Linked DNA regions of Mus musculus: regions 1, 2, 3, 4, 6 and 7 are each linked to region 5. Evidence: chromatin loops called from intact Hi-C (ENCODE). Cell type or tissue: heart. All regions are shown on one strand.

Region 1 (4,000 bases), 100 kb before region 5:
TCCGATTTCACTTCAAGTGCAAAGGTGTCACAGGATAACAGAAACACGGAGTATAACAGAATCTATGCTGCCATCCCAGCTTAGAAGGGTATGTAACTGGGCATGTGTGCATGTTCAAACACAACAAAACAAACCAGAAAGATATGTCCCCTGCATCTTAAGGTAGCTCATGCTGGACAGTGGACTGTAGATGACCTAAAGGTATGTTATTCTTTATAATTTCCTTATTTTTAAAGTGGATATATAAGGGCTTGAGAGATGGCTCATTGGTAAAGAACATGGGGTGCTCTTCACTAAGGCCTACACTCAAGTCCTAGCATTCACACGGTGAGTTAATAACAGTCTGTAATTCCAGCTCCATAGGATCCAACATCTGTATGTCCTTTCTAGTCCATATGGGCACCACGCGTGTGCCTGGTACAGAGACATACATGTAGACAAAACATGCACATAAAATAAAAAAGTCTATATATTAACTTATTAGTTTATGCTAAAAAACATAACAAAACCAACCCCGATCTTGTATGCACTCACCCCTCCAGGGTATTTCAGACCCCCATCTTGTTTACTTCATGTCTATGAGACATTGCAGGTTCTGATGCATCCCAGCCTGGGACAGAGCCCAAGCCCAGCCTAAGCAGATGGATGATTAAGGCTGATTCTCCCTATGGTTCAATTAACCTACATGCCGTGTAGAAATATGAAAATTGTTTTAGAAGATCATTATGTGAAACTCTGAGTGTGTATGGGCCGCCCTATCTTCCAAGGCCCAGGCAAGCACGTGCTACGGAGCCCTCATCTTGTGTTTTAGAAGGAATGTCTAGTTACTCCTCACAGGTAGATCATGTACAAAGTCCACCTTTACTCTGATGACACTGGAAACCTGAGGTCGGGCTGTGGGTTTTATATGTATATAAAACTTCAAAAAGCAACTGTGTAATTTATTACTGTACATTTATAGCAATTCTAATGGTGGGTTAGTCGTTTTTATAGGAGTGATAAAATGGGTCTGAGGAGATGGCTAAGCACTTGCTGCTCTTGCATGGGATCTGGGTTCGGTTCCCAGCACCCACATGGTGGCTCACAACTGTCCTAGGCTCCAGTTCTGGGGATTTAATGCTCTCTTCTGGACTCCTTGGCACCAGGAATGCACATGTTGTATAGACATAAGCAGAGACAATGCATTCATACACAAAAGAAAAACAGAAAAAGAGTAATGAAGTAAAAATATAATTAGTAAATAATTATCTATTTATTTCATACAATTTTTGTCTTCATTTCATGCTTATTTCTATAGATAGCAATTCCTCAGCTTGTAAGGAATATGTTTTAAACCTCATTATGGCTGATTGTTAGTAAATACTTCTGGATTAAAATTTAAATATTCTACTCAAAATATACCTAAGTTGCACATACCTTAATTTTAATACTGCATTACTAAATATCTAAAAACTGGGTTATTTTATAGTTGGAAAGTTGTTTTCTTCTTAGATACTTATAAATTATAACACATGATTGATAACTTTCAAAATCATATTTGAATATGACTGAATTTTAAATTTTCAAGTAAACTTAACCCAATTACGTTAAACGTTTTCACAAAAATGAAGTCCTCTGCACTCCAATGCTAAGTTTATTACTGAGTGTAGTAAGTAGTACAATTTCACTTAGGTTTTCCCAGGCCTGAGTTCTCAGAATTTTTGGTTTTAAGGCTCCTTTAAGCTATTAAATTATTGAGGACTCCAAAGGCTTTGTTCATGGGATAAAGTCTCTCAATACTTGCATATTATAACTAACATTTGAATGTTTTTAAGTTTTAAAAATTGTGTGCACATGGGTGCCTGAGCTTGGGGTGTGCATGTGAGTGCAGTGCCTACAGAGGCCAGAAGAGGGAGACAGATCCCTTGGAATTAGAGTTACAGCTAGTTGTGAGCCTTCTGATGCTGGTGCTGGAAATTGCACTTCAGTCCTCTGAAAGAGACTGAAAGCATACACTGTTAACTGCTGAGCTCTCGCTTCAGCCCCCACTGGACTGTTTACATACATCTACATGTATCATGCATACATACATACATACATATGTATACTTACATATATATGCATATATGTATACTTACAAATACACACATATATACATGTAGGTATGTATGTACACACACATATGTAAGTGTAGCTCTCACCAGCTCTTGGAACAACGATGGCATTAAGAGACTTGCTGCCTTTGGAGAACTCTATATGCAAAACCATGGAACTAAAACAGGCAAAAATGCGTTTAATATTATTAATGGGGGGGGAACCCTGAAAGGGACTTGAGTACCTGGAACCACTGGTTTAAAACAGCACAATACATATTTAGGATTACTGTAATGTGTTGGATATTCCAACATGATTCCAACATGACACTGTTGTGTGTATTGTGCTAGCCTGTGATCACCTTTGTCGCATCTTTGAGCAGGAGTCTGAATAAAATCACAAACATGGTCATGGCCACTCCCTCTAAATGCTACTTTATTATGCAAGGATCTATTTCATTAGGCCTGTCTAATTGGATGGCTCTGACAAGTTAATTTGTTTATTTCTCCTTCTTAACTGCTTCCTCCACTTTGCCTGGGGCCCTTGACCAGTGTTGGTCTAGTGTGTGGCTCAATGTCTTGCTTCCCTGGTGGCCTCAGCCGCAATCTTAAACTAAAGGTTCTGTTGAGGGTTTTTTGGGGGGGATGGGAGTGAGTAGTGGGGGTGGGGCGTGTTTCCTCTGTCCTTCTCTCCCCCCTCTCTTTCTCTCTCCCTTCTCCCCCCCCCCCCCCCGTAAATCCCCTTCTGGGCTGCTTGGAAGTCATAAGAAAGCTGGGACAGGTTCTGTCTGCCCTCTCTTGCTCAGACTTTTCCAGTGCAGCTCCAGGGCCCACCGCGTCTGCTGTAGAGAAAAGAGCCTTTCCTTTTAGCATCTGTATTCTCTTCCAACAAGTCGGCCTGGAGCAGGTATAGTTGCCACTCTCTACTGCCACCCACAACTTAGTCACTAGATTTTGCTTTTCTTTCCATTTTCTTTGCCTTTTCTTTTCTTTTTTTGTAGAAGTAATGTGTTAAATATTTAAATCATTGTTTATGCCTTATTCCTGAGCATAGATCAACAAAGCTCTCTTTCTGGGTTTTTGTTTGTTTTTTGTTTTATTTTGTTTTTTTTCCATGTAGCCCAGGCCTACCTCAATCTCACCATGTAGCTGAGGCTAGCCTTGAACTGCTGGTCCTTCTCCCTCCACTTCGAAGTGCTGGAATTGTGGGCATGTTGTCACCCTGACAAAGCTGGTTTTCTTTAAGTTTTAAATATTCATCTATGTATTTGTACATGTATGTGGTGCACAGGCCATGGCCTACATATTAGAGATCAGAAGACAACGTGTGTATCCAGGGGTAAGCTGGATGTTACTGCCTGGAGTACTCAATGTTTCCAACCGTTCAGGTTCTCTGTTCTTCAGGGTCATTTCCACAGCTCTAAGGTGCGTATTCACACTGACATCTACACCTGTGATTGTTCCACCGACCTGTGTTCCATTCAACAGTTAGTTTTCATGAGTCAATATCATCAAATATCTCACGAGCTTCATTCACGAGCGGTGCAGTCTCTCTTCTGGTCCGACTGTTCACGGATTTCAGGCTCCAAAGACCCACGGACTACGGGTATGAATGGGCGGAAGAGAGCTCAGAGGCCTGCGACGCCCGGAGGACAACTTGTAAATGATGTTTTCCCCCACCCTGATGTCTGGCAGGGCGCTGAGCACCTTTACCCACTCACTGAGCCGTCCAACGGCCCAAAAGTTGTTTGTCCTAGGGAATTCACTGTGGCTTAGAAGGGCCGCTCTTTAGGATCACTGTGTCTTTTGCCTTCTCTGTTGCCTAAGAGAAATGGGATGCGAGTTTCCAGCGCTGGAGGAGGCCCATTAGGCTGGGCGGTCCGCCTTGCCTCTTGCTAGCTCGCCATCCCGTAGCTGCTGTCTCCAGA
Region 2 (4,000 bases), 220 kb before region 5:
TAGGCTGGATGAACACTCTATCAACTGAGCTACAACTCAGCACCCTAATGCTGTCTTCTCATAGAAATTAACCAGACATCACTTTACAGACAACAGAAAATAAGGGGTCAATTATAATTACTTTGGTTAGTGTTAACAGATTTGTACATAGAAATTCACCTATGTGTTTAGTTCATAGAGCTATGTCTACTTGAGAATCTACTCACGCCAACTTAAACAGAAGCTTTCGTTTAAAATCACTTCTGCCATCCTGGTAAACAAAAACACGAGCAGGCACTGGCTTTGAGTTCTTACACAGCCTCAATTATGTGTTAGTCAACCCAAGCATCCATTATGTACTCAATAATAGCTATGACACAGCTCTGGACAACAGCAATGCCATGGAGAGGCAGACACGAGATAGCCTGCTTACACTGCTTTTCCTGGCGGTAACATTTTTAAGCTGCGTGGAAGCCATGAGATCCTGGCTCCCTCATTAGGAACTTTACCCAACAGTGCTTTGACGGCCTGGTAACTTAGAAGAAAATGTAGCATGCCAGTTCTGTTTGTTAGTTGTTATGAACATAAGTTCATGAACACGAAGTTTCTGTTGAGAGCAGCTACATTCCCTTTAAAACTGCATCGGTGTACGCAACAAAGTAAAGAAAAGAAAATTTTAAGACACTGTTAAGGCTTGGGGATATAGCTCAGTTGGTAGAGTGCTTGCCTAGCGCTCAGGAAGCCCTGAGTTCCATCCCTATCTCAGCAAAAAAGTGCTCTCCCAACCCACCCCCACGCCCAGCACGCGCCAGTAATCCCGATACTTTGTGGGGGGGAGGTGGAAGCAGGAGGATCGACAGTTCAAGGCCATCCTCCCCTATACCTCAAGTTCAAGGCCATCCTGCGCTTCAAAAGACCCAGGGTCAAGAAGCAAGATTGCTAAAACAGCAGCGGAGGCGGAGGGAGCTGGTCCTTAAGGAAGGCACGCGCTTGCTTCTAGATTCCGAAGCGTTTTCAAAGCTGGTTACAGTCCTTACCACAGCACACCCTTGTGAGGTAAGTGTATTATCATCTTTGGTTCATAAATGAAAAAGTTGAGGCACTGAGCGTATTAAGTCACTCGCCTAAGGAGTATGAGTCAACGTCAAGAGTCATAGTTGACCCGGTTTAACGACTCCTGACCTTCAGTCCAGGGCTGAGTCAGCGGAGCCCCGAGTGGCTTCCCTGGCTGGCACCTGGACGTAGGCTATTTCCGTCCACGTCCAAGCAGAATACTGGAACCGATTGGACAGAACTTCCAAACTTTCACGTCCAGCAAGATTCACCCCTGACGCCTTCATCTCAGGACTGGGAACAGGAAAAGCCGACGCGTGCACTCCCCTTCCCCAAACGAGTGAGAGGGTACCGTGGGGCAAGCCCGCCCACCCGCTTGGGCAGCGATGGTAGCAAGGGACCACCCGCGTTAGTGGACCGGGGACTGGGGAGACGCAGACCACATCAACGACTCTCCATCGCCGCCTCTTTCAGAAACCAAGAGAAAATGGTGGGAGGCGAAAAGAAAAACTAAATAAAAAGCAACTTGTCTTAGGACCTCAGCTAAGCAAATGAAGCCTTCTTGCGTGTGCTGAGCCTGCAGTTCTCAACCTTCTAGGAAAGATGGGAGGACTGGGCGACAGAAGGCACAGCAGGAATGCCCCGCAGTGAGTGCAACCGGAGCTCTGCCCGCTGCCCAGCAGAGGCCTAAATCCAACTCGGCAGGAAGCGCCCGCGGCGCCGGGAGCCACGCACCCTCGCCAGCGACCACGTGATCACTTTTTTTTTTTTTGGAAGAAAAAAAAAAACTTCTTGCCTTAAGAAAAAAAAAAAAAAAAAAAAAAAAAAAGACTCCACTTCCCAGAAGCCTCTCCTTCCCCAAGCAGCTGCAGTCTTGCGCAGGCGCCGCTAGGGCCAAACGGACACGTCCGTCACGTGGGCAGGAGCCGGCCAATCCGGTTTGAATCTCATTTTTTTCCTCTCGCCCCCCCTTCAGGAGCGGTTGTGCGATCAGATCGATCTAAGATGGCGACTGTGGAACCGGTGAGTATTGCCTTCGGCCCCCACCCCCGAGCTCCCCGCGCTCCGGCTTCCTCCGCTCAGGGACTCCCGCAGGACGGCGTTACCGGCGCGCACGGCGCCTCCCGCCGCGTCCGGTCCCTGCCCGCCCCCGGCCTGACCTTCGGCGGGCAGCCTCGGCGCCGGGAGGCTGGCGGCGGCAGCGTGGAGCGCACACGCCGTGTGGGGGCCCGGGCACCGGGGCGGTGGGGGGAGGGGCGCCGCGCGGGGCCGCGATGCGGCGGGCGGAGGGCGGCTCGGGACACGGGCGCGGGGATCGGCGTGGGGTCCCGGGGTCTCGGGGGGGCGTGGGGCGGGCGGCTCCTAGCGGGCACCGTGGCTGGTGGGCGGCGAGCCGGCCCGAGAGAGCCGGAGAGGGAGCCCGAGGCAGCGGCGCCTCGCCGTCGCCGGCGACCCGCCGCCGGGGGTCCTCGTGCGGGCCGCGCTCTGGAGCTGCGGAGGAGGGTGGGCTGGCGGAGCCCACCGGTGGGCGCGCGGGAGCTGGGCGGGCGCGTCCCGCGGGGAGCCGGGGGCCGTGGCGTTGAGTAGGGGAGCATGCTCAGGGGTCGTGTCGCGCACCTCCCGGCGCCGGGGACAGGGGCCGGCTGAGGTGGGGATCACATTGTCCTGGCCCCTCCACGCCGGGACGGGGCTGTCATGGAGGAGGGAAGGGGGAGGAGCGAGGCCTACAGATCGCCGCCGCGGGTCGGCTGGCCGGAGACCTGCATTTCACACGCGCCGGGCTTTCCATTCATTCATCCTCGGGGCGCAGCGCGCACGCCTCCGAGGACCGGGTAGATTCTTCCGCTCTTAAGCCACCACCAGATCGTCTGGGAGATAGCCAACGAACACTTAATTTTAGAAATAGGAACTTTCAAGATTACCTTTTCTTAAATTAAAAGAAAAAACATTTTTTTTTAAAGCATGGTGGGGGCAGTGGCGCGAGCCGCGACTTGCGAGTGGAGGTCAGAGGACAGCTTTTAGAGTCCCGAGGATCGAGATTCAGGCGCTTTTCTCGAACCATCACTTAAGCTCATCAGCATTTGCTTTTCCATTTGATGTTTCCTTCTTAACTTTATACTGCTTCCCTCTTAATGAAAGCGCTATTTTGAAATTAATTGAAGCAAGATGCACATAGAGCATCACGGCGTAACTCCGGTAGCCCGAAGGTGGTGATTTTTTTTTTTTTTTTTTCTTCTGTCATGGTTTGGGTTTGCCAGCAGCTGGCTCACTGGCCATCCATCGCAGGTTTTTTTTTTTTTTTTTAAGGAATGTCACACATGTGTGAAAGTCTCAGGCGCATAAAGGCATAGACTAGCAACCAGAAACCTCTGTAGAACACCTTTGCCAGATGTTTTAAAACTCACCGATAGACTGAATATGAATAATTTGATATGTTTGCAAAATGGCCTTATCTTGGCAAAATTCAAGACAACTTTTTGGGAGTGGAGACATGATTTACTTGTTCTTTATTGACATCAGTTTTCCTGGCATTTTGCAAAACTGCATCATAAGTTGTTGGTGAAATTAACTTTAGAATATCAATGTAAGAGCAAGAGGGGAAGCATTTAAATGTAACCTAGACTCTTGACAAGTTCTCCTGTCTCCTGATTGAATCTTCTACTTTTCTCTACCAGTGTTAGAGGAAAATATTACAGATAATAATAGAGGCAAAGCTAAGCAATAAACAGCAATGTGTTCTATGACATCTCAGTTCCACTTAAGTCTTGGATTGTGCTAAAGCCACAATGTAGTCATTGGATTTTGTTCTGAGTCAGTACTTAGGAGTTGCTGATAGTTTTGGGTGGGTACAGAGTGATATCTAGGATACAAAGTTATATTAAATGTGGTCTGTGCTTTGTTCCTCGTCAGTGTCTGGGTCAGAGGTGAAATACTCTTCCTAGTGATGGCAGGGTTGATGTGGATAGTG
Region 3 (4,000 bases), 330 kb after region 5:
CCTCCTTCTCCCCCAACGGTCCTCTTCCTACTAAATGACAAAGATCTGACTCAAAGCTAAGAGTATTTGGTCTTCCGGGAAAGGCTACCACATCATTTCTAGGATTCTGATACTTCCTGGAGGGTTCTGTATTGCCATGATCTAACTCTAAGCATTGAGCACTGTGTTGACAGATGAAAGGACCACACTCATAAATAACTTGCCCAGAAGGAGTGGGCAAAGTCCGTGTGGAGGGACGCCGAAGAAGCCAGTTTTTAAAAGGGGAAATTACGATAGACGCAAATTATGGAATAGAAGCAAACTGGGGAACGTGTACTGGACAGATGATCTAAGTTGTTACTATCAAAGGAAACTTTTCGCCCTTAATTACAGAAGAGATTTGTATCCGGTGCTTTTGTAATTATGCACAGGTAGGCAATATCTGAGGAGAATCTCACGTTCAAACATAAACAGTTTTATAAAACATTTGCATTGAAGTATCCATTCTTTTAGGATTAACTATAAGTACAATGGAACTAGAATCAGATTATACAGATTTAGGCAGGGGCAGCTGGGGCAGAACAGGCAGCATGTAAATTCCTTAACAATGTGTTACAGGGCACAGTTTCCAGCTACAGGAGAAATCCAGAAAACCGCTTGAGGACCGGAACTGTGCACGCCGTAGTCTCCCAACACTAATTCAACAGCTAGCGGCTCCCGCCAGCCTCGCGCTGCCCACGGCGGCGGCGGGCGAGTCGCCACCTCCACCTTGGAGACTGTCCGCTCGGCACTCGGCTGGCCATCGCCCTCCCAAACTACTTGCCGGCTCTCCCCGCACCGGCGCCGGCCGTCGGCAGGCCGGGGAGGGAGCGATCGCGCCCACGGGAAGGAAGTTCCGCCAAGTGGTCGGGCTCGCCGTGGGACCGAGCCTGCAGCACCGCGGCCTCCCAGCCCCGGGGACGCCCCGCGCGGCCCGGTGCCGGCAGGAAGCGTGGAGGAGGGGAGGCGAGCGCGGAGCCCGCCGCCGACCCCACCCCGTGCGCGACCCCGCCGGCCCGGCCGCCCTCGTGCGCCCGCCTTCCCCCTGGGAGGGCCGCCGCCCCGCACCTCGCGGACCCGGGGACCCCGGCAAGTTTGCAGGAGAGATGCACTGCCACCCTGCAGCACGCCGAGGGGGAGAAAAGAAAATGTCAGGCGATGACGGCCGGCAGGACTCACCCATGTTCCTCCCACAGAGTGAGGACCGGCAGGGCGAGGCGAAGGGTTCGGGTGCGGGCGGCGCGGCTCAGCGGCGGCGGCGTCCTCCCTCTACCTCCGCGTCTCCCGCAGCCAGGGAGGGACCCGCGGGGGGCGGCCGCCGGGGAGGAGCAGCGGCTGCGGCTGCGGGCGGCGCGGCCGCGGCGGGGACGAGCGGCGGGGGGCGGGGCGGGGCGGGGCGGGGCGGCCGGGCGCAGCCTGCGGCGGGCGCGGCTGCGAGCGAGCGAGCGAGCGAACGTGCGGGCGGGCGGGCGGGCGGGCTGGCGCGGAGGCGCCGAGCCGTCCTGAGGAGCGCCCTCCCGACGCGCGGCCGAGCGCCCCGCCCTCTCCGCCGAGCGCCCCGCCCTCTCCGCCGAGCATGCTCAGTGCGGCCAGTGCTGCCTCCTGCCCACGGCCGGCGAGGCTTAGCCCGCCGGGGGCTGTGCGTCTACAGACCGGAGCGGTACAGCTCGGTGGCTGTTGCTCGAGGGGCGGAAGCAGGGCTCAGATCTCCGGGCTGCTGGGACGGAGCCTCCCGGGAGGAAGTCTCAGCCCGGAGCGTGCCTGGCAGCGCACGCCCCAGGCGAGCATGTGCGGGGTGGCGGAGCAGGAGGACGTAGATGTCCGCGGGCGCGTCCCCAGGGCGCATCAGGCTGTCCTGCGGGGCTGGCGGGAAAGCCGGTCCAGCGGAGAGCGGTCGCAAGGTCACCCTCGGCGAGCCAGTGCCTAAAGCCCTTTAACCCGTCGGGCGGGACCCTACAGGCTGTGTCCGCCGCACTCCGGCTGTGCCAGGGAGGAAAGACGTGCTGAGATCAGAAACACTGAAAGTCCACCTACGGGCGGGGGTAACTCGGTGGATGACGAGCCGCCCGGGGACTGTGACCGAAATGCTCCCACATGCTCTCGCGGGGCTCGGGGTCCCAGACTGGGCTCTGCACCAAGAAGAGGCAGTAGGATTTCTCTGTGTAGCCCTGGCAGTCCTGGAACTCACTTTGTAGACCAGCTGGCCTGGAACTCAGAAATCCGCCTGTGAAAAACCAAAAAAATAAATAATAATAATAACGTAAAATAAAAGAAGGAGGGGGAGAAGGAAGAAGAAGAGACAGTAGGAGACCTGCACGTGTCCTGACCCCTGCCTGCCTGGACTTTATCCCAGGCCTGTGGCGATCTGTAGGAAGAGGAGCTGCAACTCTTGCTGCCAGAAGGGGCTGTTTCTTCATCTGTGACTCTCACAGACCAGTCGCTAATATTACAGGCACAGATCACAAGAGCATCTCGATATGTTAGGTACTGGGATTTTATGTGATTTTTTCTGAAATAAAAATGCAACATAATTAAAGACAGGTGTGATCTATTTACAGCAGCTCAGGCATAGACTGATACAGATGTTAAACACCCGTTCTTGGAAGAAAACTACTCTTCCTGTTTGCCTATAATTCATCTTGCAGAAGGCTGTTAGGATTGTTGTAATAATCTCTATACACAGGGTTCAAACAAAATTACTGAGCATCTGGGGCCCAGAAGACAAACCAGGGCAGGACCACACATCTTCTGAGGGTACCTCTTCCTTGCCTTGTAGCAATATGACTCTAGCTTTCACATATTTTCCCTACGTGCTTATGTGTCCAGTTTTCCCTTATTTATAAGGACACTGGTCATGAAGATCGGGAAGGCCACTCCCAATCTTGACTCTGGTGTCTGCAATGACCTGATTTCTGAACAAGGTCACATTCCGATGTCTTAGGGATTTCTGCTCGATGGCTGGGCACAGTTCAGTCAGTAAGACCACCCCCCCCCCCAAGTCTACAAACATGCACGTGCCTTGTTCTGCTTCTTTTTCCCAAATGTTTGCAAAAGACCATGCTAGGTCTTTCTATTGCTTCACATGGTTGATCTCTCTCTCTCTCTTTCCTTAATTTTCACAAATGTCTTCTACATTCTCTGTTTCAAGTTGCTTTAAGTTTCCTGTTACTTCCTTTGCTAATTACATATCACAATAATTTCAGGGTATGTCTAGCTTTCATTTGCATGTATGCATTGAAATTGGAAAGGCAGCTGGGTTTTTGTCCTCCCACCTGGCATTAGTTTAAGCATCATTTGTGCTCCTCTTGCATCCACAAGCCACCCCTTCGACTTTCTCACCAATTAAAGGCACAGTGCAGGGCAATCATGATGATCATGTTGAACTCCAATACATTGACATAACTATAGTGAGACTCTTTTGGACTATACCTAGAAGTGGCTCATTTAAGGAATGATGTAATGCCTCTTGGGTTGTTTTGTTTTGTTTTGTTTTGTTTTGTTTTTGAAGTGTGGTCTTGCTATATATAGTCCTGGCTGGCCTACTCACTGTGTAGCCCAAATGATCTCACAAACATATCAGTTCTCCTGTGGCCTCTCCAATGATAGGATTAAGGAATGTGCCAACATACACAATTCTTTCTTCTCCTTTTATAGGAATATAATGATTTTTAAAATATTTTTGTCTAAAACAGTTATTCTCAACCTATGGGTCATGGCCCTTGGTGGGGGGAGGGGGGGTTGTCAAATGACCCTGTAACAGGGGTCACCTAAGACCATCAGAAAACACAGGTATTTAATTTATGATTTGTAACAGTAATAAAATTATGAAGTAGCAACAAAATTATTTTATGATTAGGGGGTCACCATGAGGGCCTATATACAACATGAGGAACTGTTTTAATGGGTGGCAGCATTAGGAAGGCTGAGAACCTCTGAGTTCAAAGTTACCTGTGTGAGGAGCCCTTCTATACCATTTCATCCA
Region 4 (4,000 bases), 94 kb after region 5:
AATTAATTAGAATAATTAATCACCGTCCTCCAAGGATGTGGTAGGTCTTTTCTATTTAAAGGGGAGGATCGGTTTTCCAAGTTTTTTTGCTAGGTTTCTGTTTTGTGTTTGTTTTGACAAGGGTCTTACTCCATTGCCTTCCAACCTCAGTTCCCAAATAGGTAGGACAGGACTTGTGTGCCACTGAGCATGGCGGATAAGGTGTCGTAAGTGGCCAGAAAAGGCTTATTTGAGGCACTACGTGAAATGAACCTCAATTAGTGAGACTAGCCCGTTCTTCTAGGAGAAGATCAGTGGATGAGAAGTGGGAGAGTGAAGGAATGAAGACTAGACCTGGATGACTACAGAGAACAGCAGGTTGTGAGGCTGTGTAGGTAGCAGGGCAGAGGTCCAGGGACCCATGTGTTGTCTCCTCAGAAAAGAGCATGTGTGACATGTTTTCTCACACTGAAAAGACTCATGAAGCCAACACCTAGGTCAGGAGGCAGCATTTCTGCTACCATGGGGGCCTTGCTGGATGCCACACCTGTTTCGGTCTTTGTAGGTCAAGTTCACTTACAATCTTGCCTCAGGGAAAGTTCTGGAGCTTGCAGTCTGTTCCTTACAACCTCTGTGATCTAAAACGTAGTGCAGCATGCAGGGTATTTCCTGTGGTCTTTTCCCCAATTCTCGCCTCAATCCGATGCCTGGAAGTACGTGGTAAATGTTTATTTGTTTCTATATGTGTTTGTCATGTGTTTTCTCTTGCTTAGAAAGCAAGACTTGTCCTGTGTATCCTTCCTTCATGTCTAAGCCAAAACTTTTGTCCCATTTTCATGCATATTTAATACTCATTTTTGACACAGTTTATATTTACTCTTTGATAACAGAATACTTCAGGATGTGTCGTTCATTAAATCCAGAATTTTGTATAAAAAGTCTGTAGGCACCTAACCAAATTTAAACTGTAAATAAACTAGAGGTTATACAGCAATTTCAGACAGCTTTGTATTTAAGATGGGACTTTTAAAGGTAGTCCATAATGAATCTTTTTTTTTTTTTATTTTTCCAGAGAGGGTCTCATGTAATTTAAGCAGATCTCAAACTCACTGTATAGCTGAAGATGACCTTAAACTTAAAAAAAAAAAATTGTTGGGGCTGGAGAGATGGCTCAGTGGTTAAGCACACTGATGGCTCTTCTAGAGGTCCTAAGTTCAAATCCCTGCAACTACATGGTGGTTCACAACCATCTATAATGGGATCCTATGCCCTCTTCTGGTATGTCTAAAGACAGTTAGTTACAGTGTATTCACATACATAAAATAAATAAGTCCTTTGAAAAATTGTTTGTGTGCTTGTGTGTTTGTGTGTTTGTGTGCTTGTGTGTGTGTTTGTGTGCTTGTGTGTGTTTGTGATTGTGTGTGTATGCATGCATACACAGTGTATGTGTAGTAAGTATCAGAGGACAACTTGCAGGAGTCTGTTCTCTTCTTCCCAGAGATGAAACTCGGTTTGTCAGGCTGGCCACTGCAGCATCTTGACATCCAGGCTTGACTTTCAGATCCCTGCTGTTACCCTCTTGAGTACTGGGATGAGAAGTGTGTGGGTACCATGGCACCCACACAGTGCTGGGGACCAAGCCCAGGGCTTTATGACTGCTAGGAAAGTGATCTTCTGGCTAAGCTGACTCCCCAGCCCTAGAGTGAACTTTGATGATGATGATGATGATGACGATGACGACCACGACGACGACCTGTACAGTGGTGTTTACCTGGGGGCAGCAACTCAGGTTGTGTAGCTGGTGTGGGAGAGAATATAAGCACTTTCCTGTCTGCTTGCTCCCTGTTGTTTCACACCCGGAACAAAGAGAGTGCAGCTAAGTCAGTAGGTTCAGTAGGCTCATATTGCAAGCCCAATGAATTTCAAATAAAAAAAAAGTTACTAAAATGCTATATGCTTGGCTTGGAACCAGATACCTTAAGTCTTTTTAGGGAGTTGGGGCAAGGTGCTTCTTTTTATAAGAGAATTTTACACTAGAAAAAAAATCAAGTGTAACTAGTGGTCTATTTTGAGACCAACCCTTTAGAAACGCTTTAGGCGTTTTCTTTGGAAGATCGGATCTGATGTTGTCTTGCCTAAGCTGCTGTTGTTTATTTTGGCCTTCTGAACTGATGATCGTCCTTAGAAGCAACTTGGGGCCGCCTCTGAAAATGCCAAGATGTGTATTTTGCCACTGAGACATTCCTCCCATAAAAGCGTGTGAATAATTTTTTATGGAGCGAGTCCATTCTTACGATGTCTTAAAGGGGGAAGGATATCATTTTCAATCTAGATCATTACCTTGTTTCTTATTTCTGAATGCTCATGCCCCCCCCCCCCCCCCACACACACACATTATCTAGATCGTGTGATTTAGATGGACCATTTGGAAAAGCTCTCTCCCTGCCTTCTCAATTGTTTTTCTAATTTTTGAAATAGTGCCACCTAGGGATAACAGTTTTAAGCCACCTAACATTTAAAATGCATTTTAGTGTTTTTGGCCTCACCTTTTAATTTTCTTGCTTCTTGGAGAGAAAGAGTTGACTCTAAAATGCTATTTTATCGGTTCAGCTTTTATTTAATTTACTCTAGTACGTGTAGATGGAAAATTAGGCGATTTAATACTCACAATGTTATCTGGCAGTTATTTTACTTACTGTTCCGTTTTAAGATGTTAGTTCGTAAAATACAGCCTTGAACTTATCTTTCACATGAGATGCTGAAAATGTGTAGTGTTAATTAAATGGGCTCCGTTGTCGGTTAACCGGCATGTGGGTACATCAGGAAAGGTAGCAATGGACAGGTCACGGATCATTTTACATCCACCGCATACGTGAGAACGCCACATGCTCCAGCTGCTCTTGGGGAGGTGAGGAATCAAGAGAGCAGAGGTGACTCTGTTCTCGGTGCATTCTGGGAGATGGAGGATACAGGCTCACATGCTAGAAATGCCGTATGCCGTGGTCTGTCTGAGTTCTAATGCTCTGTCCATTCCTTGCCTTTGCTTTCTCCTGATTAGCTTCCTTCTTCGCCTCCCCTGGCATCCCGACAGTTTAACATCTCTAACAGGCAGGTGTAATACTTGACTAAGAATCTCTGGGTTTGGGGAAAATCCTGGAACGCTTGTGAAAAAGCCAAGCTTATAAGCCTGCGTGGGGAGGTGGAGCTATGCGCCTGTGTGGGGAGGTGGAGCTACGCAGAGTCCTGGTACTTGCCTGCTTAGCTTATTTGGAGAGCCCCAGGCCAGTGAGAGGTATTGTCTCAACTAAGCACCCTGGAAGATGCCTTCTAAGAACTCCAGAGATGATCCTTTGCCTCTTGACCCATACAAACATGCATACCCACCCCTTACACACACAAACACACACACCACACGTGCACACACATACTTAAGCATTTGTACTTACAAGAATCTCAGGTTGGCCTCTCACTGCCTTGGTATTCCCAAGCCGAGCCCTGTAGCACGGTAGGTAAGAGGCAGTGATCACTAGGTCTGGGTCGTAGAGCTGCCATTTCATGCTGCATCTGAGCCGCCAGCATCATGCTGCCCATCAAGAGACAGGAAAAAGGGAAACCGACTTGTAGAACCTACCAAGCTTCAGTGTCCAGAGAGAGGATCGACAAGGGATGAGAACTGATTCATTAAATTATTAGCTGGACCATTTAATATAGCATATATACTATATCACACACATAGTTGTGTGTGTGTGTGTGTATATATATATATATACTTACATATGTATACGTGTGTGTATATATACATATGTATATATGTATATATACATATGTATATGTATGTATATATAGTATATATATACACATATATACATGTATGTGTATATATGTATATATGAAGTATATATGCCTCTTGGCACCATCCTATGCCAAATTCTAAATAATTTGGACTTTAAATACTTAACTGGTCATTTCTGAAGGGTAATAGACTTAAAAATAGCTTTTTTCCCTTTGTTTTGCTTTAGTA
Region 5 (4,000 bases):
GGGGAGTGGTGGTGAAAGGAGAAACCATGTCTGTGTGAGAGCAAGGGTACTTGGGTATCACTTAAGGATAAGGCTAAGCCATCAATTGGATTTAATTCTAGTCCTTTTTTGAAAGGTGCCATATAGTGTAAGAGAGACCTCTGCTCTGACTTTTCCTGTGTTCTGCAGCAGTGGATCTATTTATATACAGAAAGCATCACAGCAGCACGTGTAGGCTTAGGTAAAGCTTGTCAGGTCACTCCTGTTAATAAGGAGCCCGATGGGGGCCATTGCTTGGGCTGGGTGGAGGGAGCTAGGGTGATTTCATCCACTGCTTGCCAGAGACATGGTATGGAGTGAGTAGTGTTCCTGGCCCTCCTGCCTTTTGGGTACCCGGATTCGCAACTGTGATTGTAACATAGCCTCCTGAAAGCCAGGTCCATCTAGAAAGAGGTTACTGCAGGTAAAAAGGAAACTTCTTGCCTTATCAGAGCTTGACTGCAGGTTGCAGATTTTGAGCAAAAGGCAGAGGAAGTTACTCAGCAAAATCCTAGGCAGAAGACTTTGAGACCTCAAGTTCTCCACCGCCACCCTGATGGCATCATCTGCAGAGCCTCTTAAACATGCAAAGTTCTGGGCCCAGACTCACTGGCTGGTTCTGGAAATTCTTATCTTTTTCTACCATGGATGTCTAAAGACTAAAGTCAGTTCCCCTAGATGTTGCCACACACTTCTAAGCTGCCCTTTCTTCTCATCCCACAAAACCCTGGCATCTGTTTCCCTGCCCGTGTGCCAAGTGCCTGAAGAGTGTACATAGACAACTGCCGGGTACCTGCTCACCCGTGCTTCTCAAAGTTTCCACTCTCCAGTTCTGTCCTCTCCCAGAGGTCAGGAGTGCCCTGCATCTATAAACCCAACTGGGATTTCCCAGAGGGAGACAGTCCTGTATGTAACTCCTGCATCGCTTCCTGAGCTAGGAGGCAGGTGTGTTCCTTTGAGAATGTTTCATCAAAGGTGAGAAAAATTTCGTGGTGTGGAAGTGGACCTGGGTCAGGACGCCTCTGGGCCAGCTTCTCTTGCTCGCCTCCACTTGCAGGATGATTCGTTTCTTTGGCCGTTGGGAAGAGTGGATTAGTCAGAGAGATAGAGTATCCTTTGAGATACCCACTCCTCCATTCTCTCCTCTTTAATGGCCTAGATCCCTCTTGAACATCTCAACGAAGCCCGCCTGTTCTGCTGTTGGGTGGCAAGGAAGGTGTCTGCTCTTCCTCATAGCAATGCAGGAGGAGGTCGGTGTGATTAGGTGGCAAGGGGACCGTGTGTATGTGTGTGTGTGTGTGTGTGTGTGTGTTGGGAGGAGGGCGCTCACCCAGCCCTCGCTCCCCGAAGCCACCCTCTTTTTCAGGGTCCCTCCGGAGCTGCTGGTGGCCAAGAGAAGGACCCGCAGCTCATCCACGGGGGTCCGGTCCCTCTGCCCTGGCTGCTTTAGGTCTGTGAGCTACGGGGTGTTCCCTCGTCTCTCTCGGCGGCAAGGGGCTCGGGAAGAAGGGTCGGGGAGAAAGGAGGCGAAGAAACAGAGAGACACGCGGACCGCGACAGAGGTGGCGCGGCTGCGTCGTGCGGCTGCCTCTCGGGAGCTCCCGAGCACGAGTCGAGCGCGCGCGCGCCTCGCCGACCCAGGCGCCGGGCGGAGCTGCGGGCCGGGGCGGGCGGAGCGAGCGGCGGGAGGAGCGAGCGGTGGGAGGCGCGCGAGCGGGCGGCGGGCAGCGTCTCCGCCGGCATCTGCGCGGCCGCCTCTGCCCGGAGCCCGGGGACCGAGCGCCGGACCCGCCGCCTGGCGCACCGACGCGGAGCTCCCGCTTTGTGCTCCGTGCCGGTTCGAGGAGGCTTCCCGGAGGCTGCGGCCACCGCGCCCCGGCGGCCTCGGAGGCCCGCGGCTGGAGGTGCCGGAGCTGCTCGGTCCGCGCGGCTGAGCCCCGCGTGCCCCACTGCTCGCCGGGCTGCTCCGAGCCGGGGTGCTCCGGGGCTCCAAACTCGGGCTGGCGGGGCAAGTGTCTTCATGAACCCAGAGGATGTCCGGGAAGCACTACAAGGGTCCTGAAGTCAGTTGTTGCATCAAATACTTCATTTTTGGCTTCAATGTCATATTTTGGGTAAGTTGGAGCGCTCCTGGGTTTCCAAGTGCTGTGGCGGATGGGTGGGCGACGGTCCCCCGCCGTGGTCGCTGCTTTACTTTTCGCCGCCCCCGGAGCTCCTGCCCCAGTCGCGGCGAGAGGCGTCTACCTTCCGCCTTCCCGGCTCGAGCGCGGGGGAGAGAAACACTTCATCCTTTCCAGGACTCGGAGGAGGTGAAAAGAGGAACCAAGCCGGGCAGGGGGCAGCCAGGCCTCGGGGTGGCTTTTTTCTTTCTTTTCTTTCTTTCTTTCTTTTTTTTTTAAGGGGGTGGGGGGGGCGCGAAAAGCTGGGGTACAAATGGGAGGACGGCTCGGCAGTTTGAGAAACGAGGGAGCACACGGATTAGATTTGCTTCCCGTGGGATCTGGATGTTGGGCAGAGCGTGGTGTCATAATGGGGCAGGCTAATCGGGCAGAGCCGACCCCGAGATCCACCTTCCAGCGCCGATCTGATTGGCCGAGGGCTTGGCTCGGTGTTGCCGCGGCTGGTCTGTGCCGTGCTCAGCGTGTATCTCCTTGCACCATCTCCGGCTTTGTGTAGGATGCAGATGCCGTGGTGTGTGGCTCTGTAATGTGCACGTAAATAACACGTCCTGCATGCTCCTCTCCGGCAGTAAAGCGCTCCCTTTGCATAATGGACTGGCCAAGTGGGCGTGCAGGGTGGAGGGATTTATTTCTCTGTGTATCCTTGTGGAATAACTAGTCATCAGTCAACATATGTTTCGGTGTGCGCGTGCCTCGCGTCTTCCCCTTTTAAAGGGGTGACACACAGGTTTTCGGAACCCTTGGAGACATGCAAAGGAGAAGGTGTGTAAGACCTGTTTTGCTGGCAGAGCAGGTGAGCCGCGGCTTGCAAACCGGCTCCCAACCGTGCTCTGCGTGACACTCCCTCGTGCCGGGTGCCTATTGTAATCAGGCTGGGACCCTACTCTTTTGTTGTGATTCTTTTCTGAGACCTTCCAAACGTGTTCAGCAACCAGACAAAGAGTTCTCTAGGACAAGAGGGGAAATGGTTTGTTGGTTGGTTGGTTGGTTGGCATTGGTTGGCAGACCGTGTTATTTTTCAGCCCACCTATTTCCATCCGGGGTCGCCTTCCTCCCTGGCACCTCTCTCTCCATGGGAGGGAAAGATGGTGGCGGACCATAGGGATATCCCCAAGTTTCTGCGAGGTAAACAATGATCCAGTGGTCTGAATCCAGGACATTTTAATTTGGACTCCCCTTAATTGTGGCTGTTTGCTGTAGACATAAACATCTGTGAGAATAGTTGTAGTTATGCTGATCTTCTGCCCACCCCCTCACTTACCAGCTTATTTTATTTTCTCTCAGAGTAGCTATGTGTGTTTTGTGAAAGGAAAGGAAATGGACTTTGTGTCAGCATGTCATCTGTCCTCAGGACTGGACCAGATTGATGAGGGAGTGTGGGAACAAATACCATATACAGCCATTCACGAGTAGTTTTGTTTTTTTTTCTGTCAGTGATAATATATGGTTTCTGGGAGCAACTCCCCACCCCTGCCCCCCTGCTGCAAACAGAGCAAGAGGAAATGCGTTTCTTTCTTTCCTTCTTTTTTTTTTTTTTTTTTCTTCTCTCCTGGACCCTTTCTGGAAATGTTTAAAAGTGGTGGCTAGGCATGCTTCCCATTGAAGTATTCTGATTGCCTTGAACTATGAGAGGCAAGAGAGGCAAGGGCCGTCACATGGGGCTGCAGGGGTGGTTCACCCGGGCCTCTTCTTTCTGCTCCAACACTTCCAAAAGTTGCACATTTCAGCTACCAGGCAACAAAAAGCACCCACGGGCTTTCTCTGCAGTTTCAGAGCGGGGAGTGAGAGGGAAATAAAAAGGA
Region 6 (4,000 bases), 73 kb after region 5:
GTGGAGTCTGCCCATTGTTAACTGTTGATACCTCAGGATGGCCGTGGTAGACGTCAGTTCAACTTCAGTGAGGAGGCAGAAATACAGGCTACACCTTTAAAGGTTTGAGAGGTTGGCTGTTCAGGGTGACAAGGATTACCTTAGGGATTAATGAATTAAGAGAGGTGGAAAGCTAAAGCCGTCCTTTCTGCACCATTCAGTTCCATTGGACGCATACTTTCCCAGGCTGAGTGGACCATTTGCCTTGGCGGAAACTCACGGCCTTTGAAAATGATGACATCGGGCCAGTTCTGTAACTATGATTTATGCTCGAGTCTGTACACCGTGGGTCAGATTAATTCAGTGCTGCCCTAAGGGACCCAGTTGTTGAAGAACTGCTATCTCCACACCCAGAAGCTGTGTTAATGGTCCACTGATGCCCCGAGAGCCCGTGTTCTTAAGGTACCAAAGTGCTTTTGTGTTTGCTGCAGGATTATTTTAAGTCACAGGCGCACTTTGGAGATGATCACCACTCACATTTTGCTTAAAAGAGTAAGACAAGCCAGCCTGAGGTCCAGAATGGTCGGTACTGATGCTGCACCTTGGTCGTTGGTGGGAGAGATGAGATCAGTATTTAACAGTTGGAGAATTCTCAGTCTTGTCAATCAAAGCATATTACATGGGTGTTTCCACACCATTTGAAGTGATGATTTAAATTCATTTCTAGTTGTGAGCTGTGCGAGAGTGGACGCCCTGGGCTTTGGAAGCTGCTCTTTCTCCACGTGGCCTTTTAAGCTGCGGTAGATGTTGGTGAGGAAAGGCGTTCCTGTGATGTTTTGTCTTTTCTTTTTTTCAACAAGTGGTTCCCCCCACCCCTGCTCCCACGAGAGGCAGGGTTTCTCTGTGTAGCCCTGGCTGTCCTGGAACTCCCTCTGTAGACCAGGCTGGCCTCGAACTCAGAAATCCACCTGCCTCTGCCTCCCAAGTGCTGGGATTAAAGGCGTGCGCCACCGCTGCCTTTCGAGATGTATTTTCTTAAGGGTGTTTTTCCTTGTACTTCCAGGTCAGACCTTACGAGGACAAACTCAATTGTGGATTTAATGTCTGTGTACTCCTCAGCGTCTCCAGGTCCCCTTCAGAACTTTGTAGAAATTGTTAGTGTTGTTTGGGTTGATAGCCATGGCCAACCCAGGGACAGAACAAAGGAGACATCTCTAATGAAAGGAAAGAGGGTAGAGGCGCATTGGTGTGTATCCTCCGAGACTCCTTCCCTCACAGGAAAGAATGTGTATCCTTTCCTCTGGGGGAAGGGTGGGTGACTGGATCAGCCCAGACAAAAACAACATATGGTTAGTTTTCGGAGGACTTGTAGACAGATGGCAACCTATAGGCTAATTATGCAGTGGGCGACATTCTTTAAACAAATCACTGCTTTTGTGGCATGGTTCTTACTCACAAGGTGACAATCTGAACTGTTTATTGTCACACCAGGTAAACATGTGCCAGGTGAATGAGGGAAGGTGCTACCCGAGGGAACATAGTTATATTGAGTTTCCATTTGCATCTTGATCTTCCAGGCCAAAAGAACAAAGAACGGCAGGAAATTCACAGAATAAGACAAACCTTCAGGTCAGGGTAGGGTGTAGCCCAGTGGCACACTGGAGGGCTAGTGTGTGTAAGGCTCTGGATCCAGCCCCCTAGCAGCTAACAGATCACCAAAGTCGTCATGCTAGGGGCTGTTGCCTTGGGGGAGATGACCTGTGTCAACCTTCTTGTACTCACTCGGAATGGGATGTTTCCCGTGTCTCTGCCATCAGAAAGCAGGTTGTCAGAGCACTGTGTCAGGCTTTGGATGAGCAAGGTGGGCAGGTCACCCCTCAGAGTTCTGCCCTGGCTCCTTCCTGTCCAATCCTGTGTCAGCATGTTCAAGGTCGCCGTCACCCACTCCTCCTTCATGCTTCCTCTTTCTCATTTAGATTTTTCTTCACTGGCCTTTTAACTATCTGCAGTACAGGTTTTGTTTTAAGTTTCATTATTGAGTGTCTCCTTCCACGAGGGTTGCTTCACAAGGACGAGGGGCCCAGTCTGTTCTCTGCCTGTGACAGGGCTTTGTGTTTGCAGAGGTAAGGGAGGGGTCCATTAAAACTGCAACCCAACCTTTTTCCTCCCCAGTTTGTAGGCATGCCACGTGGGCCCGGTGTGCATTGGTCATGGGCTCTGATGGCTGGTCCCACCCTGTCCTTGAGAACAGATTAGGGGCTCATTGTAATGTTTGCAATGTCTCCAGTCCCACTCTCTGATGTAGACTTGTTTTTGAACTGAATGAGCCAACTGACTCAGCTGAGGAGATGGTCAGGAGCCAGGCTTGTTCCTGGCCAGCAGCCTGAATGGTGGGTGGTTTCCTGTCCATCCTGTTACATAGGTTCAACCTAAGGGGTGTGGCCATGGTTTAAATTTAGGTCCGATTGGTGTTCAGCTTGGCTCTACCAGGAGTGCTTTACACACAGGATTCCTGTTTCAGTGTTAACTTTCTTACATCTCACAAAGCCACAGTACATGTATGTTTTTACTTATATGATTGAGAAACTATGAAAAGGTGCTACTAATAGCTTAATAGTGCTTTTAGAATAGTTTTACTAATATTATAAATTTGAGAAATAGCCCAGCACAGTGGGTTGGAGTCCTTCTCTGGAGTCGTATTTGCCAGCCCTACAAGGGCTCTGATGGCCCATGGCCACCTCTAAGACACTGTGACCTCCGTCTCTGGAAAGCTCCCCTCTTCATGCAATATATGCTATCTCATCTCTCCCCTGGTTAGCTGGCTAACTTAGATTTTGTTGGGACTGTCTGGCCAGATTGCTTTTTATACTTAAGTTTGTTGCTTTGTAAAGAGCCCCTGGTTTGAAAGTAGTCATCAGACTAGAATCTGTTAGAATTAGGGATGTGGGCAGATGCATTCTGACCGAGCTGCAGGAACTTTCTATATGCTGGTTGGTTGGTTTAGATGGTTTGGTTCCAGGCCTTGAGAGGCCAGGTCCTTGGTCTTCTCAAGGATTCATTAGGTGAGGAAGTGCATGTATCCCTCACAGGGAAGTTGGGCTCAGTTCTTAGGAGATGGGGTATGACTGTGACAAGGTGGGAGGTCTATACAAGAGCAAAGGTGCCCTGGTGAGAGGTCTTAAACCTGATTGAGGGCACAGGTAGTAGCACTGAGGACTCACAGAAAGATTAGTTCCTTGGTGCTGTTCCCTGTATCCTCATCTCTGATTGGGTATTTTGTTGTTGTTGGTTCATTGTATTTAGTAGATTGGGTTAATTCAAAAAGGGAAGGTAGAAGAGCAAAAAGACTTTTTTTTGTATTCATTTTTAAAAAGGAATACACAGTCAAGTTCTTACTACAAAATAAATGATCCTTTTGAGGGGAGTCAGAGGGCCTTGTAAAGTGGATACTTTGTAATATATACAGAATAAAGTGGATACTTTGTAATATATTTATATATTATATATGGAATAAAGTAGATACTTTGTAATATATATGGAATAATGTGGATGCTTTGTAATATATTTATATATTATATGTGGAATAAAGTGGATACTTTGTAATACATATGGAATAAAGTAGATGCTTTGTAATATATATAGAATACAATAAAGTAAGAACCATCTTTAGCCAAATTCCCATAGTAACTATAGTAAGAAAATGTTTCAGGCAGACCCATGGTAACCCTCAGTATGGACCACTGAAGTGTGTGCTCAACAAGCTGCACACCAGAGGCCAAGGGTCTGAGGAGCATAGTTGAAATATTTTCTCCCAATCTTCAAGTCTTCTGCGGAGACAGCAAGGAAATTATACTGAGATAAGTGGTGAATAAGGGTGAGAGAGAAAGATGTAGGCTAGACATAGCTCTCCAATCAAGACTGTGTTTCTACTTCTTGCTGTTTGTCTGCATTTTTAAAATACCCACCATGCAGTGCTCTCAGCTATATTTTCCCTACTGTTTTTCCTACCCAGTGATTGAGG
Region 7 (4,000 bases), 78 kb after region 5:
CATTACTGCTTGTCCTTGGTACCTTGTGCCCCTCAGCCGTCTAAGCTCTACTCTGAACATAAAAAGGGCTGATTTCTTCATCCTGATAACCCCCTCAGGACATGGCTGCATAAAACCAGATCCTAGCCTGACTCAGGCCAGGCTCATGCTGTCTCTAGTTCCCTTCTGTGGCCTGGGAGTCTTGGTGCAGGAATGACAAATCAGTACACAGTCTCCTACTGTTTGCCAGGTCCCTGGAGGAGCCAGATCAAAGTCAGATGCTCTGTTGGCCCCTGAGAATAAAGATAGAGAAGTCCAGGGTCAGTAGGCATCCAGCTTAAGTCCACAGTGTCTCCTTCATGACCAGGAGGCCTCCAGTGTGGCACTGTGCAAGTTGGCTTTGGCTGCTGTCAGTGTCCACTGTGGATCCTGATGTTGCCCATGACCCTTTCTCTAGGAATGCTAGTCTGAGCGTAAGGCCATTGTTCTTCTCTGTCTCTCTTTGCTTAAGAAAGGCCTCCGGGCAGTGGTGGCGCACGCCTTTAATCCCAGCACATGGGAGGCAGAGGCAGGTGAATTTCTGAGTTCCAGGCCAGCCTGGTCTACAGAGTTAGTTCCAGGACAGCCAGGGCTACACAGAGAAACCCTGTCTCGAAAACAAACAAACAAACAAACAAACAAAAAACCAAAACAAAAAAAAAAAAAAAAGAAAGAAAGAAAGAAAGGCTAAGCCCCTTTTTTACCCTTAGACTTAGAACTTTTAACTTGATAGGTGTGTTGAGAGGGGTTGTTGCACATCTGGTTCTCAGAGTTCATCTCTGAGAGCAGAAGACTTTTTTTTTTTTTCTCATTTCAAAACCCCACTGTGCCCTGTTCCCCTATCTTATTTCCTTAAAAGCTGTTAAGGCCATAATTTTAGAGATGGCATTCCATTTTTCTTTGCCTGATTTTCTTGGTCAGCCTTTCAGAGTCAGCCAGCCTTTTTTTTTTTTCTTCCCTCTACTCTTCTCCATTTTAGAAAGGGGCCTGGTCCCATCACAATCTACCATCTGTCTCTGATGAGGTGTCCTGAGCTCTAAAAACCCATCTGGACACTTTCCACCGTCCTTAAAGGTACAGGATGCTCCCGGGTCACAGCTTTATCCTGAAGTCTGAGCACTTTGTACGCGCTTCATTTAGTCGTCTTAGAGAGGGACATTGAAATCTGAGGCTCCTTGGATTTTCAGGTTAGGGTTATTCAGTCCATAAAGTCTATGCAAGAATTCTGAAATCAAAAGAATTTCCGAGTTCAAGCTACCACTGCTCTCAACTGCTTCATATGCAACGCTGTGTTGTTAGCCCTGCTTTACAGGTGAGGATGGTGAAGCCCAGAATCTCAGTCTGGTTAGAACCGCCTGGGTACCCTTTTCCTCTGCTCTGAATGCCCAGTGCCCTCTAGTGCACCCAGCTACACTCCTGGTTGACCTGCCTGTCCTCTTGGTGTGAGCCCAGCCCGTTTCTGCATCTCTGTCTCTCTGCCCCAGGCGGTACTTTCCTTCACGCCCTCTCCCTGCCTGTCATCTCTGAACTCCCGAGGTACTCAAGGATATTCTAGAAGCAGACCCATCTGTTGTGACCCAAGAGCCATGCTGTGTTGCTTGGCACAAGTTGGCTAAACTCTTTGGCTCCCTGCAAAACAGGCTTCATAAGGTTCCTAGAGGATTGTATAAAAAAATTCTTTGTAAACAGATCCCCCTCCCCTGCCATTCTCAACACATCAGCTATTATTCAGACTTCTTACTACGTCTTACAGCAGCAGGATGGATATATAGGAAGGTGTTTCTACCAGCATGGATGCTCTGAGAAATGAATAGTTACGTGAGTTCACTGTTCAAACACAGTGCACTTACGTAAACCAAGATGGCCCCATTGCCACTAGACGGTGGGCCCCTCAGACTACTTTTGTATATTTGGCCAGCTGACAGAAAGATTATTATATAATACATGACTCCTCTTTAATATTGTGACTCAGAGGCTGTGAGCACGCCCGGTTTTGTCAGGACATTTTCTTCTAGTTTGTGTGTGTGTGTATGTGTGTGTTTGCTATAAACAATGCTGGTTTGTGTTGTTTAATTGATGGATGACTAGCCACTGTCAGAGGCCACCCACAGTGACCTGAATGGCACTAAGCCCCTTGAGGACCGAGAGTGCCCTTCAAGCTTTTTAGCTTACAAAGTAACTGGATTCTTTATGAAAATTTTATACATAATTAGTTTTGGGTGCCCCTCCTTTCTCCATCCCGTCACTCTTTAGTATCACATGTTCTATTTTCCTCTTCCACCCTTTCCCTCATAGCCTCCTTCCCTCTCTCCTGGACCCCTTTAGAAAGGGGCCTCCATCTCTACTCATTCACAGACACACACAGACACACACAGACACACACAGACACACACACACACACACACATACACACACACACACACACACACACGCACGCTCACACGCACACGTGCACACTCATATGAAGCTAGAATTTGCATATGGGAACATGTTTTTGTCTTTCTGAGCCTGGGTTACAGTATTTAATATAGTAATTTCCAGTTCCATCTATTTTCTCTTTCACATCCACAATTTCTTCTTCCCGGTGATTGCATAAATTCCATTGTTTCTACGCTCCATGTTGTCATTTTCCACTCTTCAGTGGATGGACACCCGGGCAGTGGTGGCTCCTCTTCATTCTCCTGCACCCTCATGGCCCTAGCCAGTGATGGAGACTCAGCTGGTTCTCCTTGTTGGAACTTTGGTCTGGGAGTGAAGAGACTCAGAGGACAGATTTCTGCTATACATAAATCATTTGCCAGTCACTCATTTTTCAAGGGCTTGTCACTGTCAGGGAGCTCCTGGGGATAACACTGTTTCTGCCCCAGCCAGGAGCCCACAGGTTCCCTGCACTTGGTACCAGCTGCACACAGCTGTCTCTACAGCAGCCCTCTGCAGAGTTTGGCCTCTGCTGGAAGCCAAGGCATGCTTATTGGTCTTCAGGGAATATATTCCTCAGGCTTGCGTCTGCCATCCAGTGTGCTCTGTGCCTGACAGAGGTCATACCTCCCTCCGGTCCCTGATACCACAGCTTCTTAGTCTGAGCTGCCCTGCCCCTGCTGGCCTGGTAGTAACAGAATCCTAGGCTTTGAGAGGAAGGTGCAGTGCACACATGCTGCCTGTCTGCCTCCCAGCAGCTGGGCTTCCCCTGTAAAAGCCTCTAACATCCTCAGCTCCCAGGAGGAAACAAGCCTGCTGCTTGTGACACCAGAGCACCAATTTGTCACCCTCTTCACTGGCTCTGGCCCTCACCTCCTCCTCTCCTCTATGGCATCTTTCTTTCCAGGGCCTGCTGCAGCTGGGCTCCAGCCCGACACTGAAGCCCCACGTGGCTGTAGCCTCTGCTGTGGTCTGTCCATGGGGTTGTGGCTACTGCCTTATTCCTAAGCCAAGGTCTGTCCGTTGAGCATGTCGTTCTCCTGGGAAGCTTGCTTGGGCTGATCCTCGCCCCTCCTTTACCACTGTGCCCAGCCACTTGAGAAACATGCAGGGCCCACTCAGCACAGAATGCAGTTAGTACCTGTAGCTCTCGCTCCGCTGCAGTTCTGTGAGCCGCCTGCCTCCGCTGACCCTAGAAAGAGTTCCGCATTGCAAGTGTAGATTTCAGGAACCAGAGTGTGGCTGATGCTTCTCTTAATTTTTTTTTTTTAATTACATTTAGCATGTATGGCAAGGTTGTAAAGGTCAGAGGACAACTTGCATGAGAGCATGTCCCCTGTTATCATATATGGGTACTGGTCAGGCTGTCAGTGAGTGTTTTTGTCTTTCCATCCCCCACCCTCCAGCCAGCTCCCTGAACCGTGAGGCTTTCTCTCCATTTCCCCAGAGCAGACCCCAGCCCCCCCACTCTCCATCTTTTCCTTTGACCCAGGCCCTGCCCTGTCTTTCTCACTGAAACCTAAGTGCTTTTCTGGGTTTCCCTTCGGCCACTGAAGCCCACTTG

The links. Hi-C counts contacts between places; a loop is a spot of excess contacts. Peaks named below come from ENCODE experiments on the same cell type or tissue, not always from the same donor. Only the 100,000 strongest peaks of a DNase experiment are listed, where the experiment ranks them.
Region 1: it touches region 5 in a loop (2.3-fold over the local background); 5 of 42 quality-filtered maps call a loop at or near these places.
Region 2: a loop joins it to region 5, with 2.7 times the contacts of the local background. A loop is called at or near these places in 7 of 42 quality-filtered maps.
Region 3: a loop joins it to region 5, with 5 times the contacts of the local background. A loop is called at or near these places in 10 of 42 quality-filtered maps.
Region 4: it touches region 5 in a loop (2.7-fold over the local background); 6 of 42 quality-filtered maps call a loop at or near these places.
Region 6: it touches region 5 in a loop (2.0-fold over the local background); 8 of 42 quality-filtered maps call a loop at or near these places.
Region 7: it touches region 5 in a loop (4-fold over the local background); 6 of 42 quality-filtered maps call a loop at or near these places.

What each region holds. Positions count from the first base shown.
Region 1 is chr3:138,640,340-138,644,339 of GRCm38, forward strand. No RefSeq gene overlaps it. Among named protein-coding and RNA genes, the nearest start is that of 4930425O10Rik, 85 kb to the right of the region's middle. In heart, a CTCF peak has its summit at 1,881 (motif pointing right); no DNase peak of the experiment used is centred here; H3K4me3 peaks cover 665 bases; H3K27ac peaks cover 364 bases; H3K27me3 peaks cover 313 bases.
Region 2 is chr3:138,525,260-138,529,259 of GRCm38, forward strand. It overlaps Eif4e (eukaryotic translation initiation factor 4E), which reads left to right and starts at 932. Exons shown (of 8, transcript NM_007917.4): 1 at 932-1,035; 2 at 2,009-2,055. The coding sequence starts at 2,038. Mir1956 (microRNA 1956) reads left to right here and starts at 1,162; the gene lies at 1,162-1,226. In heart, a CTCF peak has its summit at 1,920; DNase peaks (open chromatin) are centred at 1,392, 1,972 and 2,702; H3K4me3 peaks cover 3,043 bases; H3K27ac peaks cover 2,276 bases.
Region 3 is chr3:139,073,839-139,077,838 of GRCm38, forward strand. Rap1gds1 (RAP1, GTP-GDP dissociation stimulator 1) reads right to left here and starts at 1,363. Exons shown (of 15, transcript NM_001040690.2): 1 at 1,198-1,363. The coding sequence starts at 1,201. In heart, no CTCF peak of the experiment used is centred here; DNase peaks (open chromatin) are centred at 1,113 and 1,593; H3K4me3 peaks cover 2,662 bases; H3K27ac peaks cover 2,466 bases.
Region 4 is chr3:138,834,666-138,838,665 of GRCm38, forward strand. The region is part of intron 1 of Tspan5 (tetraspanin 5); the gene reads left to right. Among named protein-coding and RNA genes, the nearest start is that of Tspan5, 94 kb to the left of the region's middle. In heart, a CTCF peak has its summit at 2,472; no DNase peak of the experiment used is centred here.
Region 5 is chr3:138,740,529-138,744,528 of GRCm38, forward strand. Tspan5 (tetraspanin 5) reads left to right here and starts at 1,680. Exons shown (of 8, transcript NM_019571.5): 1 at 1,680-2,132. The coding sequence starts at 2,052. In heart, no CTCF peak of the experiment used is centred here; DNase peaks (open chromatin) are centred at 1,623, 2,243 and 2,653; H3K4me3 peaks cover 2,656 bases; H3K27ac peaks cover 2,039 bases; H3K27me3 peaks cover 1,052 bases.
Region 6 is chr3:138,813,339-138,817,338 of GRCm38, forward strand. The region is part of intron 1 of Tspan5 (tetraspanin 5); the gene reads left to right. Among named protein-coding and RNA genes, the nearest start is that of Tspan5, 73 kb to the left of the region's middle. In heart, no CTCF peak of the experiment used is centred here; a DNase peak (open chromatin) is centred at 2,333.
Region 7 is chr3:138,818,979-138,822,978 of GRCm38, forward strand. The region is part of intron 1 of Tspan5 (tetraspanin 5); the gene reads left to right. Among named protein-coding and RNA genes, the nearest start is that of Tspan5, 79 kb to the left of the region's middle. In heart, no CTCF peak of the experiment used is centred here; no DNase peak of the experiment used is centred here; H3K27ac peaks cover 602 bases.